Regions from separate parts of the Homo sapiens genome. Here region 1 is linked to region 2. Evidence: chromatin loops called from intact Hi-C (ENCODE). Cell type or tissue: endothelial cell of umbilical vein. All regions are shown on one strand. Region 1 has its middle 53 kb from the start of NPAS2. Region 2 has its middle 1.4 kb from the start of NPAS2.

Region 1 (2,500 bases), 51 kb after region 2:
GGTCCTCCCTGAGCATTGTGATGGAGGATCCTCTACCCTGTGCAAAGAAGTCAGCCAGAGTTTAGATTCTGGAGCAGTGTATTCAATTTGGGTAACGTCAGAAGCCAAAGAACAGACTGCCATTCGGGAGAGAAGGACCAGGAAGCCAGGTGCAGGGTTATTGGCCTCTGCTTTGCCTGTGGCTGGCTTACTGGGGGAGCTGCCTGAATTGTCCCTTGAGTCTGTGGTCTGAGATATCAGCTGAAAGGCCGCCTGCCCATTTCTCTGCCACCAGGAAGTTCTGGGGCCCAGACTTTGGCCCCTTCTGAAGCTCTCTCCTCTAAAGGAACCCAGCTGAAGCTTTGATTGCTACTTCACTGTTTAATATTTCCTTTTTATTCTCCCCTGGCTTCTAGCACCCAGTGACTAGCAATGGAGAAGGGAGGTGCTATGGAATTATAAGGGCTCATTTTGATTATCTTTTAAAGTATTGCTTTCAAACTTTAAAAAGAAGAGAGAAAACATCCACTGTATAGCAACCTGTCAAGCAGCTTGCGCCCAGGACAATGGTTATGGCACCTCAGCCCATTCATGAGCCCTGAGGCTCCCGGTGAATTCACAAGGCCATGTTTACTGACACACAGGAAGGGAGTTTAGGCTCCATTGCCTCACCTACTACTCACTGTCTATTTAAACTTTCTGAGTCTTAGTTTCTTCAGCTACAAAACGAAAATCAAAACACATAGCCCACAGCTTTATCAGGTAGAATATGACATTTTAAAGTGCTATGAAACTACAAATAATCATTCAAATGCAAACAAGAGCTTGTTCTTATAACAAAGATCATAAAGCGCTTGTATTTGGCTATACAAAGATCATATAGTCCTTCTTCTTATAACAAAGATCATACAGACCTTGTGTGTGGAGATCTGATACTAAAATCCATATGTTGAATACTGACCATCCTCTGCCAAGGCTCAGAATTCTATTGAGCCTATACTAAGGAAATTCTACAGAGCTTGTCATCCAACTGGCATTTAAAGGGTCACCTTCTTCCCTCTGTAATTGTTGGCAAGTCATATCCAGGGACTGTCATGCTACATTCATTTATTCCACAAATATTATGACTCACTTGCTCTGCAGTCCCGTGGATTTGATTTTATAGGGTAAGCAGAGCTCATTAACCCCTTTGTAAAACTTCCAGGAAGGAAGTGCAGTGAGGCTCTGCAGAGTCTTATTTATTCCAGCATCTCTAGCACCCAGCACACATGTCTGACAAATAGCAGATGCCTAGGAATCTGATGGATGAAAGGATAAGTCAAAGTACTGGAATGCACTGGCTTCTTCCATTGTCTCTGTAGGATGTTTTCCAAGAGTCTACAACTGCCTTTCATTTCTTTAAAATAGGAAGACAGATTATACCTTGTCACCAATGGAAATCAGTGAAAGTTAAACCGTGGGGCATGTAGGCTTTCAAAGGACAGGGTAGCTAGTTATTACGGGAAAGGTTTAAGACAACAACAAGAGCCACCCTGAAAAGTCTTGGCTTGCTTTCCATTCCCAGGATCAAGTCAGTGATGAATGACCATGTTCTAAACGAAGGCTGCTGCCTGTATGGTAATTCTTGCATCTGAGCAGAGGTGCTTTCCACAATATGCAGGAGTATCTGGGACTGCCCAGGGGAAGCAGAGACCTTCTGGAGGGCCTGCAGCTTTGAGTCCCCAGGGAGTAGGTTGTGATGAGGAGTGAGAGGACCCAGACATTTCTATTCTAGGGACAGCAAAGGCCAGTGCCCAGTCCTACTGTGAGGATAGGATTCCCTGCAGTAATAATTGTGTGGTAATGATTCACTGATGGAATCAATGTGGAGTCAGTCCAATCTCAAAACATTTTTGCACCTAACCTGTTAAGGACTTAGAAATCTATTCTTGTACTTGCAGGATATCCAAGGTCTTTCTCTCCCTTGTGTCTTCCTTTCCTTCTTTAACCAGGATTCCTTTTTCTCAGGGTTTCAATGTCGCTCATTGGTGGCCCTTATTCTGAGCCAGGTGCTGAGCAAACAGAGATGTAGGAAGCAGAGTCCTGTTCTCGATGGGCCTCCAGTGCAGTCAGGGAGGAACTCTTCATGGATAATTACTCTCCAAGCATGAGAGGGTAGGCATCCTAAAGCTGATTTGCACAATGCGTTGGGCAGGGAGTAGTTTATGTATGCTAGACTCAAGGGAAAGAGGGTGGCCTCCCAAAGACGACAGCCCCTGAGCAGGGCTTAGCAATCCGCCACGGAGATAGAGGCTGGGCATTCCAGGTTGAGGAAGGTCATGAGCAAATGTGGAGGGGGAAAAATTGAGAAGCCCAGACTAGAGCCAATGGGTGAATGCGAATAGCACAGGGAGAGGCAAAGCTTCTTGTGTCCAGAAGAGCAGATATTCCTTACCTGTTCTGCTCAGGACCTCAAATTTTATTCTGTAGGCAATGGGGACTCACCAAAGGTTTTTAAGAAGGAGAAAATTATAACCAGGTC
Region 2 (2,500 bases):
TCCCCTCGCCTGCCTCCGCCTGCGGGGTCTCTCCTGGCCCCGACCCAGCCTGGGACAAGCACCCCGCGCGCGCCGCAGGCAGACGGACCCCCGGCCCCCTAGACCCCCGGCTTCCCTGGGCGGCGCAGACACCCGCGAGTCCCCAGGCCGCCGCAGCCTCTGCTGGGCTGCCAGGGACGCGCGGCGGGGTCGGGCCTGGGGCGCAGGGTCGGGGTTGGGCGCCGGGGCTGGGGGAGGGGGGGGTTGTGCTTCCAGGTGAGCCGGCCCAGAGGAGAGGCAAGTGGACTAGAGGCTGCCAGCCGAGGTCCCATTAAAGTTGTCACTCGGGGGGAACAAGGAATCTGCCGCCCCCGCCTAGTGTAGACCCTCGCAGTGCGGGCCGCCACCCTGCTGTCCCGCGCAGGGGATGAAGGGGGACGAGCACGCGACTGTCACCCCCTCCACACTGTCCTCCAGGGGCAGGGTTGCGCGCAGGTCTCGACCCAGGGCACAAAGCGCGTCTCTGCGGGGACCACTGCGATTTCTCAATGAGCGGCGGGGGTGCGGCCCGGGGGCAGGTGGGAGGCGGGGGTCGGGGAAGATGCGGGCGAGCGGTGGTCGGCGGAGGACAGCAGCGACTGCTGGGGAGGAATAACCAGTGCCTGTCCTAAGGCGAACGTAGCTGGTCCGGAAAATGGGTCAAGGATGGAAAGGAACCGGCTAATTGCCCCCCTCCCCGGCAGGGGCACGTGGGGTGTGGGGCTGCGGCCAGGAGCGGGCACTTGGAGCTCCACTCTGCCTCTCCCTCCCCTCCTCCGCTGCCCTCCTCTCCTTTTGCACCAGTGCAGGAAATGTTCCACTGACCTACATATTTTTCCAAACATACGTGACCTTTTTTTTTTTTTCCTCTGTGGGAGGAGACAGGCGAGAATCCAAGAAAAAGAAGCTGGAGAGAGAGGCGCGCGCGAGAAACAGGGAGGATTTTACCAAGGTTCCCGCAAACGCCAAGCGGAGGGAGGCAGAGGTACAGGAATAATCCCCGGGTGCCGGGGCTGCTGTCTGATGCCCTTCGGGGCTCCAAGACAGAGCCGGTGAAAACCGGAGACCGTGTGCCCCGCCGAGGTCCGGAAACGTGGCCGGTTTCCCCTTCACCTGGGCGGCGGCGTTCACAGCGGGGAGGCGCCTGGGTGGAAGCCCGGGAGAGGGGAAAGGTCCCCCTGCCCGCTCCCACGAGGTCTCCGCTCCCCTGGCCTAGGTGCCTGGCCTGGCGCAGCGCTCCGAGCGTGGCAGCCTTTTCCGGACGTCTCTCCGTCCCTCTTACATTCCGGCAAGTGGCCCTGGAAGGAAAGCGCCCCCGCTGGCCCTTTTCTGTCATACTCGATTTTGTGGCCAGAAGGGGTCTCCTAGGGCCTTTGCCCCAAGCGCGCCAGGCCCCCGCGGTGGACTGGGGGTCGCCCCGGACGCTGTTCCTCTCGCTGTCTCGTCCTCTCCCTCGAGTTTGAGACGTGCCCTCTCCCTCGCAGATCCGACCAGCAGCGCCTTATTTGGGCATGCAACCCCACACCGTCAATTAGATCAAAACGCTCACACAGAGCTCCTTTTTACCCCCCCTGTAAAGTAGGTCATTCTCTTTATTTCCCACTTGTATTATTTGTGTCTAATTCTCCTCCTGAAAAATAATCAGCTGCAAGGAGCTTTGAGCATCCTAAGAGCAGCTGTTATTCTCAGGCTTGCTTCTGACTTGGAGGGCTTTTCAAGAAAGAGGAGGAGGCATTTGGCCTGTCATGATTTTGAAGTCCCTCCCTTTCCAAAAGAAGAAACTTTTGTTTGATGGATTTTATTTTGCTTTGTTTTTCTACCCCGTCCTTTTCCTCCAGGCAAGTAGGTTTCACCCCGCCTTTAGAGCGTGGCCATGACTAATATTACTAAAGGATGAAATTGTGTACTTCTAACCGGTTTTAAAGCATTATTTAAAGTCACCTCCCTTCCTTTTTTGCTTTGGAAGAGATTCCAACTCCCTTTTCCTACTCCCTTTTGGGAACTTGTTGAACAATCATTAAATTTTCTTTTAGGAAACCTGGAATGTCCTGTAGTAGTAACTCATCAAATAATTCTGCAGTACAAAAAGTGTTTTTGCTGTGGTCTCTTTTTCTCTGTTGTCCAGTAGATGCCCCTACTAAATGTGGTTTCTGCCTTTTTAGTCCTGGAGATGACGTGTATGTGGTTGTCGTATTTATTCCAAACTCCATCCCGTGTCCTAATGTTAATCTCACCCAGATGGGAAGGATACCTCTAAGATAGGCCACATATCCTATCTGACCATAAGGCAGAGTGGATTCTGCATCACAGAAGCCAGTTAGACTAGGCCCTTTCCCCCACATGCGGAAGAGAGCTACGGAGGAGAGTTGACCCCATGTTCATTCTATGCATTTGACGGTTGAGTTCCTTTTACTGACATCTGTTGAAGGCTTGCCATGAGTCAGGCTGGGCTTGGCCTGTGAGGGATCAAGGGAACATTAAG

Evidence for each region. Peaks named below come from ENCODE experiments on the same cell type or tissue, not always from the same donor. Only the 100,000 strongest peaks of a DNase experiment are listed, where the experiment ranks them.
Region 1: a loop joins it to region 2, with 3 times the contacts of the local background. A loop is called at or near these places in 22 of 110 quality-filtered maps.

Annotation. Positions count from the first base shown.
Region 1 is chr2:100,766,101-100,768,600 of GRCh38, reverse strand. No RefSeq gene overlaps it. Among named protein-coding and RNA genes, the nearest start is that of NPAS2, 53 kb to the left of the region's middle. In endothelial cell of umbilical vein, no CTCF peak of the experiment used is centred here; a DNase peak (open chromatin) is centred at 1,120; H3K27ac peaks cover 1,755 bases.
Region 2 is chr2:100,817,535-100,820,034 of GRCh38, reverse strand. It overlaps a transcript of NPAS2 not described here. Among named protein-coding and RNA genes, the nearest start is that of NPAS2, 1.4 kb to the left of the region's middle. In endothelial cell of umbilical vein, CTCF peaks have their summits at 1,146 and 1,352 (motif pointing right); DNase peaks (open chromatin) are centred at 844, 1,314 and 1,524; H3K4me3 peaks cover 1,559 bases; H3K27ac peaks cover 1,449 bases.